2 separate regions of the Mus musculus genome follow, and region 2 is linked to region 1. A link is a loop called in an ENCODE intact Hi-C map of the cell type or tissue named here. Cell type or tissue: left cerebral cortex. All regions are shown on one strand. Links, peaks and the distances in the headings refer to the core of each region. The heading gives the core; the rest is flanking DNA.

Region 1 (8,335 bases), core at 67-8,066:
TTGTCATCTACTGCTGAGTTTCCTGTTGAGAGACAAGGCTGTACTGCATCTTCCAGCCTACTGCTGCATCCTTTCCTGAAGCCTGAAATGTCCTTTAATGTTCATGTATAAAGACAGGCTAGAGATGCTGCTTTCTAAAATACATACATACATACATACATACATACATACATACATACATACATACATACAACTGAGCACTGAAATCACATGATGGTAAAGTGCTTTCCAGTGTTACTAACAAACTCCATCTCTAACCTGCAAACGATTCCCACAGGAAGGCATCTCACCCTCCCACAAGCAGGCATTATTTCTCAGGAACCTACCCCCTGAAATGATGTGGGCTAGGGTTTGACTGTCCTCCCTCATATTCAATGCACTGTTTTCTCTTTTTAAAATTCTGCTTCCCGAACAGTTAAGGCTTTAACAAAATGTACTTTGTAATAGAGAGGTTGATACATCACTCATTCAGCTACAGAGGAACAGCACAAAAGTCTGAAGGAATCTGTGAGAATAAATGACTTTCAAGATTAAAAACAAAATTACACAGAAGCCAGTCTTTCTCTGAGAAGTTGCACTGGTAATAAACAATGAGGCAAAGTTGTATTAAGAAATTACGTTTAAGAGCTGCCTGATTAATACTAACATCTCACTATTGGAACTTCCACAGAATTCTGTGGCTTTCAAGTGACAGACCTGATTCTTCTACTCTGTGTGGGTGAGGGTTAGCTGGACTGAACGGTGTCAGGAAAGGCTTGGCAAAAGCAGTATGTCCCTTCTGCCTCAGGCACCCACCCTTCGAGGAAAGACAACTGATTTGGAAAGGCTCAAGGTCTCAGAGCAAAATGTCAAGTAAAGAGTGAATGGAATCTATCAGAGTCAGAAATGAGGACCAGGGTGACCCCTAAGCAGACATCACCATCATAGAAACAGGAACTGCTTGTTGACAGAAATACAAAATCAAACAAACAAGCAAAAACAACAACAACAAAAAACCCCTGAGCATAATTTATTAATTTTAAAAGCAATAAATTATTAGAAGTACATTCTGTGAACATGACCCAAGTGCTGTCCAGACAAACACAGAGAGATATTTCCGTCCTATATAGTGCAGGTTATTGTCTAGATGAAGTCACTGTCTTGACTGTTGTGTAAATCAATATAGAGTTTCCTATGTCAACTTTCAATTTTGTATTTTTAATAATCTTTCTCTTATTCACTTTTTCACAATAGTCACTCTACGTGGTACTTGAAGCAATATTTGTCAACTTCATCACTGTGAGAACCAATAGGTAATCCTTCTTGTTTTTGAACTTCAGTCCACTTTGTTACAATCAAACGCACATTTGCTCTTTATGAGAAACGACGTTTTTTGACAATATTGTAAATTAATCACAAAGCAGTTAGCAAAATTAAGATAGAAACTGAGAAATAAAATAGTTTAAATAAACCACCTATAATTGCCAATTTAAAAAAAAAAGTATTTCTGTTTCTCTATTTGTACTTCCTACTATTCTGTAGCTACTTGTAATGTGACATCAGCAGGGTGTGATGTGTATGGTACAAATATTGCTCTGGAAGACCGAGGTCTAGACAAGGGAAGCTGAGTTTATACCGTTGATCTGTATCAATTGCCTCCTGTACCTTCTGAAGACTCCTAAGAACACTTAGCATGCTTCACAGCTGCTGAATCAGCATGCTCAGTCCAACGCTGTGCCTGTGCTGCCGCCTAGTGGAGACATGTGGTATAAAATGACATACTCCGGGAGGATGTGGTGTCGGATCTCCTACTGCAAAGTAGGTTAAGAGACACAGGAAACAGCTATGTGACAAGAAATCTGCCAGATCTGTACACTTTGCCGTCTCTATTTGTGTATATGAGAAAGCAGGTAATAATCAAAAACTTCACCTTTTAGTCCGGTCAGGATTCACGTCTTTCACAACCTTTGCACTGTCACGTATTACAGTCCTAGCTAGGGAAACTATTTATTTATTTATTTATTTATTTATTTATTTATTTATTTATATGTTTCTCATATTCCATGAACTCCCTTAATAATGTGCCAGGTTGCCAGAGCTGTATATCTTTCTAGACAGAAAATCTTTTTTTTTTTTTTTTTCACCAAGAATATCTCAGTGTAGATTTTTAAAAAAAATTCTCACAGTAAAGCTCTGCATCCCAAGTGCACACAGCATAGTGCCTCTTAGTGAACAGTGATTTTTTTTTTTTATAAAGATCAAAGCGCCTCACCTGGAGCATTAATCAAGCACCTGGTAATTTAACCATTAATTTCATCTATGCAGAGGTAGATTGGTTCACACAGTTTCCATTTGGTTTTCTCAATTCCCTAACCGCCCCCCCCCCAACCACACACACATACACACTCCCCAACCCCCCAACATCACAATGTATGTCATTCCATTCTTTGGAGTCAGAGAAATGTAATCAGCTCTGAAGTCAATTTGTTAACAGTGAGTATTTGAAACCAAAGAAGTGTCTGGTTTAAGGCAGGCAGACAGTGAGTCAGACTTTAAAAACATAGTCAAAAAAAAAAAAAAAAAAAAAAGTAACAGCAAAAGGAAGCAATCCTTTACCTTTTTACCCTTGGGATGTTTTGCAATTGATGTTCCCCTCGGCCACATACACAGGCTGTGCACATCTGCTCACTTTTTCAATCCATTCACTCCTCTCTGGCCAAATAAACCAGTATTTCCTCTTGCTCTGCACACGGAATACATATGTGCCCCATTTACCAGCCCAGGGAGCAGATTACCCATGCAACTTATCATGTGCCCATCTCTCTAGAACACGGGCTCTCTCTTCCTTTCCCTTCCTCTCTGTAACTAAAAATGAACATGCAGCTCTGTCAATGACATAATGTTTTCATGAAAGTTCCACTAATTAAAAATCCTCACCATACCAGACCTAAAAAATGAGCACCCTCTTGCCAAGTGTTATTCACCACAGTGAAGCTCTTGTAACTACGTTTTAAAAGAAAGGCAGGGGGGGGTGTTGAGAAGGGAGAGAGTCTCCTAACATATGCATTGAAGTATAACAGTTGTCAGCATCACAGGGACAGATTATTTTTAAAATAGATCTTACAAGAGAAAAAAAAATTAGATATATTTTTTTAAAGGAAGCATCTCCAAAGAGTAGCAATGCATGTGCCGCTTTGGATAATAGGAGCTTTTACTGGAATGAAGGACCACAATTGTAGGAAATAGATCGGCTTTCCTTTTTTTTTTTCTTTTTTCTTTTTGAAAGCAAGAGATGATAGGTCAGTTTTAAATGTTTGTCTTTGATTATACCTATAGCCTCTCCCCTGTACATGGGAAAGAGGTACTTGGTTTTTATTGTGGTGGCATGGAAACATTTGCCGACTACTGCTTTGGCCCATACTTACAGTGCTATAATAGTTACTTGTTGAGGACATCCATTTAGACATGCCAACATGCTGCATTAATTTAACACCACATAAAATATGGATTTTATTGCAGCAGAGACAATAAATGCTGCAACTGCTGACTGCATGCATTTAATCCCCCCCCCCTTTTAAATTTTACCCCCTGATACTTCCTACTCATACAAAAGGTGAGCATAGGAATTATATCCATCCTGTTTCTGATGAATGTCAATCGACTGTCTTCCTGTAGATGTGACCACTCACAGCTTCAAGGCATCTGTCCTCTGGCTGTCATTTCTCTCTATACTGAATGCATAACGAACTATGACCAGGGATAAGTGAGGAGTGAACCCGTTCATATGGAATGCAAAGTAATGTTAGCTGAAGCTAGAGTTCACAGCAAACAGTGCTACCTGCTAAGCTGCTATCCGAGACAGAGGTAAACAGGAACGAGCAAGACTAATGACACTCCGTAAACATTTTCAGCAATTGTTCAGAATGAATGAATTCGAAAACTCCACTAGCAAGACCCCACACTGTTGAACATAATAGATTATTTATCCGGCTTCCCATTACCTACATGGAAAGCAGTTGTTCCTGGAAACTCATCAGAAAGAGTTGCATGCTCATTTGTTTACTGAAAGGTAAGGATTTTTAGAATAATTGCGCATATAACTTAAAAAAATAAAAATAAAAAATAAAAAAAGAGGCAAGAACATACCTACCCCATATGTCCACCCCCAGCAAGGGAAGAAATGGCAAGACCTTACAGCAGTTAAAAGACAAGAGGTGAATTCCTCCTACCTTGTTTCATCAGCTTCTGGAAAACGGAAGTTGGTTCCAGCCAAATAACCCTGAAGAGCCTGTCCCCCTGTCCCCCTTTCTGTTTGTTTTCTGCTGTTATTTTTCTCTCCCTGATTCTACTTCGGTCTAACTCAAGCTTTCTCTCAGCGTCACTTTTAACTCTGGACGGCAGGGAACCAAAGAAAGCGGGGAGGGGGGAGCGAACTCTCCCTCTCTCTCTCTCTCTCTCTCTCTGATTGGCTTTCATTCAGTGGTTCTGATTAAGGAAGGGGGGGGGGGAAGAAAGGAAAGGGTGGGGGGAAAGCCGTTCCTCACACGGAGAGAAAGGTTCTGCTGATGGAGCTGCAGCACTCGCCATGGGAAGGTTAGAGACTGGAAGTGCCGGCTCCTGCCAGCACACAGCGATTTGCAAGTGAATGCGAGGGAGGGAGCATCCGAGAGGAGGGCTGCGCATGAAAGGCGTCCCCTCCCCCGCAGGGCAGAAAGACTCTCTGTTTCCAGCCTAAGGTAATCGGCCCCATCTAATCCGCCTGCGCCCCTAACACAATCCCAGAAACTCGGATTCTGCGACTGCTTCTAGCAATTAAAATTTAAAAAAAAAAGAAAAAGAAAAAAAGAAATTAAAAAAAAATTTACTTCTTTGCTTTTCTCTGGCACGGATATGCCTGCAGCATCCTTAGAACAGCCCGTCCAAACACAAATATTAGCGGAGCGCCAAGCAAAGGGCAATCAGACCAGGTATATTAACAACAGAGAATAATTGGTGTGGGTGGGGGCTGGCTTTAAACCTTTATTTTGAGGGCAAGTGAACTTTTTGGTTCTCCAAATACCTTTATTCCTTGTTTATTGTCATAAGGAGAACACACCTTCCTCTTCCTCATTTGAGAATGTCTCTGAGCAGTTCTGTCAGTTTAATCATACAAGCTATGCTCTCAGCCTGTGTCATTAATAATTTACATATATAATTAGTATCATTAAAATATTCAGATTTGGGAGTTGACACAATTTTTTTTTGCTTTTAAACTTTTTCTCATAAATGTATTTATGTCTAAAACAGCGTACAGTCTGATACCGATGCATCTGGATGGTTCCAGCTGCCCCTCAACCCGTTAATTGTCCTTTTCCCAATTCTTCTATCTCTACATTAAGTTTTCATCAACCAGAACCTAACCAAAGATGTCAGTATAGCTCCACACAATAGTTAACACCTTTACATTTTCTTGGCTACATGCATGTAGATTCCTTCTGAAAAAAAAAATGCTACCTATAAATAAATCTTATACATGTACATTATAAAAATATAAAATACAACAACAATTATGAAGATCATGTCAGGCAACTGTGATTAGAAAGCACAATAAGCTTACTGAGCTGTTAAGTACCTTTGCTAAAGGTATAAATACTAAGGTAAGAGTGGCAGCACCAGTCTACAGAACTCACCTCCCTCTTCCCTGCTACTGCTGGGGTAAGATGCCAAGAACCCAGAGAGGACACATTTGATAACTTACCAAGCAGGAGACACTTTACACACTCAAACTAACAACAACAGCAGCAACAACAACAGCAGACAGAAAACAAACAAACAAACAAACAGGAAGGCACTAATAGACGAGGAAGGCCAGAGACACTTTAAATTTCAAGGAAGATTTAATTTACCACAGGTTGTTCTATCACTTTAGCTCACAGTAAAAATCAAAAATCATTTTCACTCATTAAATGGTATCTATAGTAGGAAAGAACTAATTTTCCTCACATATAACCCTTGCAGAGTCTAAGATGAGAATACATGTACTGACCATGTAAAAGTTCAGCAAATGGGACTCTAACAGAAATAGCTACAGTCTTTGCCCACAAATTTTTCCTAAGTCCCTTGTCTTCATGGTCTATTAAGAATAAGTATTACATACTTCTTGGGAGGAGGGAGGCTGTATTTATATCACTCAGGTCACTGTTTACTTCCTATAATACTATGATTGATATATACATTGGCTTTTAAGAGAAATTTTAAAGGCATATATTCTTCTGTTCAATAACACAGCTTAAATAGATTTCATGACTGGTGCCTATTCTTGCAAGATGAAAAATTCTTTTACTGGATATATGTGTTGTATTTTATTTATTTTTCCTTAATACCAAAGGCTTGGATCCAAAGTGAAATAACATTTGGTTAATTATAATACATGCTCCAAACAACACATGACCAAGGGAGTTTTCTAAAAGAACCTTGACCCTCTCTTACATGGACTTTTGAATTGATAAGATGCCTTTGCCTCATGCAAATATCAGAAAATTTCATTCCATCCTGTCAACATATGTAAGGAACTGAACTCACATGATAGATGGTTCCACATTTACCTTCTGGAAGAGGAATCAAATGCAGAGAAAAGGTGCTGGGTCCTTGGAAAGTAAGGCCTAGGTATTCATATCACTTGTAAAATATTATTGACTAGAAAAGAAATACTGAGTGACAGATGTCCCTGGGAGGCATGGAGAGATAGTAATTACTCAGAAGGAAACAACAACCACAATATTTAACCATTGAAGCCATTGATATCACTATATATGAATACTATGATTAACATATAAAATTGGCTGTTCTAAGTTTCTAAAACAGAGTTGAATTGGACACAACTGTCACAGTCTTTGTCACATCTTTTGTCACATGATAGCCTATTAGAGTGTGGTTTTATAGAACAAAATTTCTATTATATTTCAAATTTAGAATAGCCTCCCAATGATACTCTGTTTTATGGCACTGTATAATACTTAGTTAACGATAACTAGATTCAAGAATTCTTAAGTTTAAGTAAGAGATGGGACGAGAAGGAAGAGATGGAGAGAAGAGAGAAAGGCAGAATAGATATAAGAATTGATCACATTCTATTAATGCCCTCCACAAAAAAGTGTTCACTTCTTTATTCCTCACATCTATATCTAAAACTGTAGTCAAAATGGTTGCGCGCCCTAGCAATCAAAACTAGAGAAAAGAATACCTGCTGCCTAAAAAGTAAAGCCTTTGGTGCTTTGTTCTATTAAACAGTACTATTTTCCAGTTCGTTATTTTATGCTAAACATGATGTAGCCTGAAATTTTGGAAGATGCTCTGTTTGCAGATTTCCTGGTAAACTGTCAAGGAGTGAGTCCCGGATATATGAAACAAACGGATGGAAATACAGAGGTGCAGCTAGCTCTCTGAGCAAGGGAGGAATGAGCAAGTACCTCCTGAACAGGTCTATGTGTGTTAGAACTCACGTGCACTGAGAGCCAATTACACCTCATGGAAATTTAACATGTATATTTCCAAATACATGCTTATAACAAAATTCAAGTGACACAGAACATAACTTATAATTATAACACACTAAAACATCAAAAGTATCCTCAATCATTGTTACAGTAATGGTTAATTATATTTTAATAATAATTATAGTAATAATAATGTGTGAAGGCTGACAACTTGTTACAAAAATCTAAAGAGTCATTACATGAAAATCAATCAAATAAAGCAAACTTCCAATCCAAATGTCTAAGAAATTGCCAAGTTGTTGTAAACAGTAATCCTTATTCTTTAAGGTGCACTGACCTAACTGTGAACAAATAAATAAATAATAATAAACGACATCAAAGCTTCTACTCCAGGCAGTCTCCGTTTCTTTGGCTGCTCTGAGAGATAATGCCAATTTCCACTTCCAGTTTCTCTCTGTGGTTATCCGGTGTGTGGTTATGAGTGTCCACATTACTCCATCCTCCTGAAATATTTTGGCATCAAATATAATGTGTCTGAGACATTTTTTCCCCCTAATTCCTTTCTACTTGGCCTTTCAGGATAGTAGAGTTTGGGAAAAGTTAAACTTGTATTTTCATTATAGGTAACATTCACAACAGGGGTGGGAAGGATTATGTTGCAGGTCTTCATATGACCAGTTTATTGTCAAACAGATACTAATGCGAATGAGGAGCAAGACACATATGTAAGATACTTGCATTGTTCTCAGACACTCAGTAGAGGAGGCATAATTTTATGTTCACTAGTCGGGAGCCAATAAAACAAGCCATTGGCCCCCAACTGGCAAGCTAGAGCTGAATGTGTTCTTGGTGCTCTTTTCTCTCTCTCTCTACTCTCTTCT
Region 2 (8,335 bases), core at 267-8,266, 750 kb after region 1:
TTTTAAATAAATATGGCAGCTATGAAATATTTAAAATGATTATATGGTTAGAATAAACAATGAAATAATGACTTTCCACAATAAATATTTTGATAGAAAGGATGATCAAAGTGCTATAAATGAACATATTTTCCCCCATATTTTCTAATTAGATATTTCAACTTAAAAGACAGTGTTTTTGTGTCCTGTCCTCCTTTAATTTTATAATAAAGGAGAAATCAGTTTATGAAAAATATTAATATGCCAATTCATTGATTTCCACAGATTGTTGGTTGTCTAATTTGATTTATGGTTCTCACTGTTGCATAGGAGTAGACATTTTATCCTCCTGCTATAGGCTCCCAAGTAGATAACAGATGCGATTCACCAAGTTTGATTATGTTTCAAAAGTCTGAATGTGATTTTTAAATCAATGCTGTTGGTGATGAAGATTTCTATAATATTTCTCAACATTGTATTGTATTGCTATCAATAATCTATTTTATTTATAAAATAATAATAATCTAACTTTTCTTATTCATCAACTTTTAACAAAGCCGTCTATGTTGTCTATATTTAATATATGTACCAAAGCTTGGGATTGTGCACGCACAAAGATTTACCATGATGATACACCATTCACCAAATAAGGAAACACAAAACACGATGCACTACACTTGAAGATGAAGAGACCTGCTCATCTTTATTACATGGGTTTTACTTATCTGAGACCCCATAATCATGTTTTGGCTGCTAATAACATGATCTGCATTCACGCTGGAAAAGCCTAAGAAACACAGTTAGTTCTATCACAGGACTGTTTCTTTTTTCTTTTCTTTTACTTTCTTTTTCTCTTTTGTTTTGTTTTGTTTTGTTTTCTTTTTTTTTTTTTTAGAGGGGGTGTGTTTTGAGGCAGGGTTTCCCTTTTTAACCTGGGCTGTCCTGGAACTCAGTCTGTAAACCAGGCAGGACTCGAACTTAGAAATCCACCTGCCTCTGCCTCCCAAGTGCTGGGATTAAAGGCATGTTCACCACTGCCTGGCTTTCTTTCATTTAATTTTTTAATCAGAAAAAAAAAAGTCTAATGTCTTTGTGTAGAAATCTCCTCCTCTTTAACAGTAACTGTGATCTATGATTGAAATGTAACTATGTTAAAAAAATGAAGAAGTGAGTAGTAGCTGTAACTAGTTTGGAAATCTGAAGAGGAATAAATTTGGAAATAGGTATCAAAACAAATGACCCCAGTGTTTCTTATGTGGACATAGATTCTACAATGTCTATTGTAAAGTTTTATAATCATGGATATCTTTATAGTCTAGACCGGGGCCTACCAAACACATAAGTGGATGCTCACAGTCAGCTATTGGATGGATCACAGGGCCCCCAATGGAGGAGCTAGAGAAAGCATCCAAGGAGCTAAAGAGATCTGCAACCCTGTAGGTGCAGCAACATTATGAACTAACCAGTACCCCGTAGCTCTTGACTCTAGCTGCATATGTATCAAAAGATGGCCTAGTTGGCCATCACTGGAAAGAGAGGCCCATTGGACACGCAAACTTTATATGCCCCATTCCAGGGGAACTCCAGGGCCAAAATGTGGGAATGGGTGGGTTGGGTAGTGGGGGGGGGTGGTATGGGGCACTTTTGGGATAGCATTGGAAATGTAATTGAGGAAAATATGTAATAAAAAATGAAAAAAAAAAACCTTTTTGTGTAATATATTGATTTTCTGCCATAAAATTGAATAAAAGTTATAGAAGCGTCATGGATCAACCCATTCATTAAATCTGAAAAGTAAAGATTCTCATATTGCATACATATATTTATAGGAAGATAGAGGACAAGATGAGCAAAGGTTCTATTATTTCATATTAAACATCTTACTTGCTTTAATTAAAAATAAAACTGACATTTCAGCTGTTTGTTGTGCCTCTGAGAGGCCAGCTATGCTAGGGTCCTGTCTGCAAGTGCTCCATGGCCCCATTAAGTGTCAGGGCCCTGGGCCTCCCCTTGAGTTGCCTGTCTCTGGAGATCCTTTCTCTCATGCTCTTCTCCATTTTTGTCCCTGCAGTTCTTTCAGATAGGAAAAATTCTGGGTCAGAGCTTTTGACTACGGGATGGCAAACCCATCCCTTAGCTTGATGTCCTGTTCCTCCACTGGATGTGGACTCTACAAGTTCCCCACTCCCCACTGTAGAGCACTTCATCCAAGGTCCCTCCCTTTGAGGCCTGAGAGTCTCTCACCTTCCAGGCCTCCAGTACATTCTACTTTATAACCATAAAAATATACACTCATCTGACTCTTTCAGCTGCTTGTTGGCCCAGGAAGCAGATGAAAGAGTCAGATGTAGATATTTACACCCAACCAATGCACAGAAGCTGGAGATCACTCTGGTTAAATTTTGTTAAATTGGGGAAAAGCTAGAAGCTGTGGAGAAGGGCCACCCCATTGGAAGACCAGCAGTATCAACTAACCTGGACCTTCAAGATCTCTCAGACACTGTGTCCCCAAACAAGTAGCATACACTAGCTGATATGAGGCTCCAACACATATACAGCAGAGGACTGCTTGATCTGGCCTTAGTAAAAGAAGATGCACCTAACTCTCAAGAGACGTGAGCACCAGGGAGTGGGGAGGTCTGGTGGGGGGTAGGGTGCAGAAGGAGGTTTGAGATAAGAAACAGTCAGAGTGCAGATCAGGAAGGTAATAAAGACTGGACAAAACATGTTTTGGTGTCCTTGTTTCTAAATGAGTTCTTCTCTTTAAATACCAAAATTTTTAAACCCTAATCTCTGAAACCCTTGATACATGTATGTGGTTTGTAGTTTGTCTACCTCATTTGCATGTGTAAGTCATTTCAGTTGATAAATTTTAAAATAATACAAAAGTTAATTGATAGACGCCCAAAGGAAACATTTAAAAATTTTACCATTTTGAAAGAGTAATTGACAGTTTTTTAAACAGTTTTTCTTTTTCAGATGAGTTCTAAACCTCACAGCATATGGTAATTGGTTTGTCTAGAAATGATTTTTAAAATATGCACTTTTGTAAAAAAAAAGTGTAACTTCTTGAGCTGTCTGTCATTTTAAATAAATTCACACTTTTCAAGCATTTTTGTTTCCACCTACTGCATCTAATTATGGAGCTTGCCCCCTTGTCTACATTTAATAGTCTGAGGCGGCACTTCTATAGAGAATGTGATGTTTCCTGTAGGCAACTGGTCCAGCTAACAGCTTTTCTAATGTGCCTTCTTCAGCAGTGCAGACTTCACTTGCAGTGTGAGCTCCTATATTTCTATCACCTTCTTCTCTGACTTTGATCGCAAATGATATGATCCAAGTGTTCAACTTTTACAAAAGGCAGAATTTCAGACATCTTAACCTAAAGAATACCGCCCAGATAACTTTTGCATTTTATAAAGTAACAAAAACATAGAGACAAACAGCTTCAATTGGAATCAAAGCTATTACATAAAAGTTAATGACTTGAATGCTAATTCACATCAGCTTGTTAAGAAAAGATATTTTAAAAGATATGTTTAAAATTATAGCCAAGCAGAAGGATCCCAAAGATAAAAATTGGAAGAAATCTCTTCCGTTTGTGGAAGCCTTGGAAGCGCCTCGTACAAGCACATTTTTGTCTTAGTTTTAGGAAGCACAATGTTGTTTTTCAAAATTATGCTGAGACTTGCTGAGATCTTTTGCTGAGCAAATATTTTTGTTCTGTAGGTTTTTCTTAATCTGAAAATTAATAGTCACGAAATAGCAACATATCTTTTAAAAAGGGAACAGAATAACAAATTTCACAGCAGTTTGGAGGATATAAGATAAAACTAATTAAAGGTGATGATTCAAGTGACTGGAGTAAATACTAAAATAAAACATGGAGAAGTTTGTGTCATCTTTGAGGGTTTTTATTTTTTTCACTTTCCCACTGCTTAATTTTAAACTTCTGTTTAACAAGACGTATTTTGTAACTTTAAAAAGATAAAACTTTGATTTAAAAACTGCTATCTATTTGTCCTAGCAAAAGGTTCACAGCCATCAGAATTTAACCTTAGTTAAATAGGGATGATTAGTAATGAGCTACGTATAATTACAGAAATTTTTCTTGTATATATTTTAGTTCAGATTTTATAAATATTCCCATTTCTCTCTTTCTATTTTGTGTACATATTTCTTGTTAAAGTAATTGCGTTTATGGTTTTTTAAGGATGTTCCAGTGTGTCCTCAAGTTCGGGTTAATGCTTGTTCGTGCTATATAGGCCTAATTACTGCAAAACTTAAAATGCAATAAAGTGAGGGCAAAACCTACAATTTTCTGTGAGTATAAGCATCCATGTTTATGCATTGTGTCTAGGGCTTCTTCTTGTTTAGTAAATTGGAGATTGTAGCTTTTTCCCCAGTAACCATGATTTCACTAGCACTGAATATTTAGCAAGATTTTCAGTACCACACAAGGATTCCATCTTGATGACTGGGTCTAAAATCCAATAGAGAACCTTTGGTCATTGTCAGGACATTAAATGACTCATCATAATAGAGACCACTACAGAAAACCACAGCCAACCAATTTTCAGAGGTATGAAACCCAGCCCCAACGGATACATCTGTAAAACACTCCTCCTATACATTAGGCCCAGGGAACTTTATGAATGAGTTTGTAGAAAAACTTTTAACAGTCAGAGCATTGAGGGAATTTTCTGTGAGATTGTGTATCTTAGCAACAGCAAAACAACCACACCCTTAAAAATCTCACCATTATGACTGCCCAATAATGGCATGGCAAACTGAACACACAAAGGCCCACAAGGTCTCAAACATCTCAAAGAACTATAGGCAACTGAGGGAAGCTGGAGTGGAAAAGGTGGTCTACTCCAGGGACAAGCACACAATTGGCTGTCCAGTGCCAGATAAGCATCCCTGAAAACAGATACACAAGTAACTTTGTATAGACTGAATTGGTTATATGTAAGATTTTGTGTTTATTCATATTCATATATGTGCCAAATAAAATTATTAGGAAAAAATGGTCAAGTATTTCAGGGTGATCAGGGAAGGCAATCTAAGAGTGTTTAGATGAATGGAAAATTTTGTCATTATATTATGTTCTAAAAGATTAAAAAAATAAAATACTTGAAATCCGATTTTGCTCACATCGAACACATTTCTAAGATTCTATAATTCTGCATGTTAGTGATCTTTACAGAAATCAAACACCCTAGTTTCTTGCAATTTAATGAGTTTGTCTTGAATATCATGCTTTCCTTTACTGGTGAGAAGAAAGTGTCACAGTTTTCAGGAACATAACTGCACAGAATCTGAAATGGAAATTTGACTCTTTTTATTAAGTAAAGTATCACTTTATAAGACACTTGGATGACTTATGATCATGACAAATACCTCAGAATATATCATGTAATGATACTTAATACAATCATTTGGCAAAATAAGATTCTTACATGACTACATTAGATGTGACTCTGCATTCATTTACTGGAATTGAGAGATTGACTTCCAAAATCCCATGTTATACAGAATGAAAGAGCAGATGTTATAACATACTGGAATCAGGAGACTAGAACCAGTATAAAAATAAAAGTAGATAGGGCTCAAGATCTTGCATTTTGGGGCTGGAGAGATGGCTCAGTGGTTAAAAGCACTGACTGCTCTTCCAGAGGTCCTGAGCTTAATTCTCAGCCAGGCAGTGTTGGTGCATGCCTTTAATTCCAGCACTTGGGAGACAGATGCAGGTGGGTTTCTGAGTTTGAGGCCAGCCTGGTCTACAGAGTGAGTTTCAGGACAGCCAGGGCTATACAGAGAAATCATGTCTCAAAAAACAAACAAAATACAAAACAAAACAAAATCTTGTATTTTTAAGAGAAGATATATGGAGTGTTCTCATGTGTAGAGAATATGTATAGGTTTCGGTTGTGCATTGATGTCATTTTCCGTCACTTTAGTCCTTATATATTGAAGCAATGTCTTTCATTTAAACTGAGAGTTCACAACTGGACTAGTCTAGCCAGAAGGCTAGATCAAGCTCTAGCTATATCAACTAACTCTACTTACCTGTTGCTAGGATATCTACCAGCCTTACCTGAGGATTTGGTGTCTGAACTCTGATTCTCATGCTTTTGTGAAAAGCCGTTTATGAAGTGAGATTCATCTCCTACACCATATTCTCTTAAGTGATATTTTAGATAACCTTTCTAACAGATTGTTTTTTTTTTCCCATTGTATTTTGATATTTTAAAGTATAGTGCTATAATTGCCTGGTATTTTGCTTTTCTTTTAATTTAAAAAAAATGGCTTTGAGGTTATTACAGTGTGCCACATGTTCAGGTGAGATAGTTTTTCATTGTTTTAAATTGCCTCCGTGAGAGTTTTAAATCTGTAGACTTTTTGTTTTTGTTCATTTTGAATAATAACTGCAATTATTTCTAAAAATGATTTTACCTTCAGACATTGCTAGTCTACAGAAGTTATCATTTTATGATTAATTTCAGGCATTTCTAAATTCTTTTTGTAACACTGTACTAGTTAATTGATTCCCTCAGAGCTATCATCACACTCATAATGTATTTTTCAGAAATGCCCTATTATAAAGGCTGTTAGCCAAATTTTCATTTTTGGTATTTCTCCGTAATCTTCATTCCTATTTGTTTTACATTAATGGCATTCTTCCCAACATGGTAGTTTATTGATTCAGAATGTTACACACTGTATCGAAGTTATACTCACTTTCCATCCCTCTCAGGTCCACCATGCCATTTTTTGTGCCTTCTGTACCAAAGACGATACACCAAGTACAATTTATGTTACTAATATACTCATTTGAGCATGCTCAATCCCCCAGTGAGTAAGCTTAAAGTTAACTCTGTCTTTTGTATCACCCATGACAGAAGCCATAAACTGTGAACATATACCCTTTATTTTTTTTTTTTCATTCTCAAGTACGAGTCTGGAGTTATTGATACCTCTGTCATAGAAGCTTTCCTGCTCATAGCAGTAAGATCATGGACATCCACATGACTTCTGGCTGCATCATGAAACCTCAACATGGTCCCCAGTGGCAGCATGGACCATGAACCTCCTTCGGCTTATCTTCTTTAAAAACCTACTTTAATAAGGGTTCTTAAACTCTTCAACCTCTCTTATAGCCAACTCTCCAAAGGTAAGGGAGGAAGATGGCTAATAGGACTAGGGGGCAAATGGATCTGTTTAGAAGTAGTTCTTTGGGGGCAATTTCAATCTCTGTTGTTAACACTATAGTCTACTAGAAAAAGAGCAAACATGAGTCAGCAGCAGCACATGCTTGATCCAAAAAAAAAAAAAAAAAACTTGAGGTTCTGCCAATCAGCACAAATGTGCTGAAGAGGCAAGGTGTAGCTGCAATACCAACAAAAGTTCTTTGATATATTTCTCTCTAAAAAAAATCACAAGTAAAGACCAGAATAAACGAAGCCCAACAAGGACTAGTGTACTTGCTATTTGTGTGTCAGCTTGACATGAGCTGGAGTTATCATAGAGAAAGGAGACTCCCTCAGGAAATCCTCAATGAGATCCAGCTCTAAGGCATTTCATCAATTAGTTATCAAGGGTAGGAGAGCCCATTGTGGGTGGAACCATCCCTGGGCTTGTAGTCCTGGGTTCTATAAGAAAGTAAGTTTAGAAAGCCAGTAATTAACATCCCTCCATGGCCTCTGTATCAGCTCCTGCCTCCAGGTTCCTTCTGTGTGAGTTCCTGTCCTGACTTCCTTTGGTAAAGAATTGCAATATGAAAGCATAAGTTGAATGTCCTTTTCTCCCCACCTTGCTTCTTGGTCATGATGTTTGTGCAGGAATAGAAACCCTGACTAATACAACTAGCAAGGAGGATTAGTGCCAGAGCATCATCCAATATTTATTCAATTCAACTATTTCCAAGTATCATGTGTCCTCCCAAGCATCCGCTACAGAAAAACATCACATCCTCTTCCACCAGACCATTTCCAGAAAACCACCATGTGTCTACTTCATCAAAACATCTTCTCATAAGACACTTTCCAGAAAAACATCGCATGATGCGTTTTTAATGAAACCAGCCATTCCCACTTCAGATCTCATTTTGGACCTCAAAAGCACAGATGTCTTATTGTAAGTAGCCTTGTATGTTTGGGCAATGTTTAATTTAAAACCTTTCTAATCATTATTGTTTATTTCAATTGATGGAATACAAAATGTGTTATTACTGGAATTAAATGTGTACATAGCATAATGGTTAGAGTTCTGAGTCTGTAAAAATCAAGTACTCTCTTCATCTAATTAAAACCAACCAAGTTACTTCTTCAATCTAGAATGACATTTGAGCAGA

The links. Hi-C counts contacts between places; a loop is a spot of excess contacts. Peaks named below come from ENCODE experiments on the same cell type or tissue, not always from the same donor. Only the 100,000 strongest peaks of a DNase experiment are listed, where the experiment ranks them.
Region 2: it touches region 1 in a loop (6-fold over the local background); 2 of 42 quality-filtered maps call a loop at or near these places.

What each region holds. Positions count from the first base shown.
Region 1 is chr15:18,814,961-18,823,295 of GRCm38, reverse strand. It overlaps Cdh10 (cadherin 10), which reads right to left and starts at 4,349. Exons shown (of 12, transcript NM_001316758.1): 1 at 4,209-4,349. C030047K22Rik (a long non-coding RNA gene) reads left to right here and starts at 4,338. Exons shown (of 4, transcript XR_383849.4): 1 at 4,338-4,715. In left cerebral cortex, for the core only: a CTCF peak has its summit at 1,740 (motif pointing left); DNase peaks (open chromatin) are centred at 2,875, 3,459, 3,735, 4,596 and 4 more places; H3K4me3 peaks cover 5,081 bases; H3K27ac peaks cover 4,435 bases.
Region 2 is chr15:18,060,564-18,068,898 of GRCm38, reverse strand. Gm41277 (a long non-coding RNA gene) reads left to right here and starts at 4,816. Exons shown (of 4, transcript XR_875054.1): 1 at 4,816-4,920; 2 at 6,937-7,156; 3 at 7,824-8,118. In left cerebral cortex, for the core only: no CTCF peak of the experiment used is centred there; DNase peaks (open chromatin) are centred at 3,187 and 3,545; H3K27ac peaks cover 1,497 bases.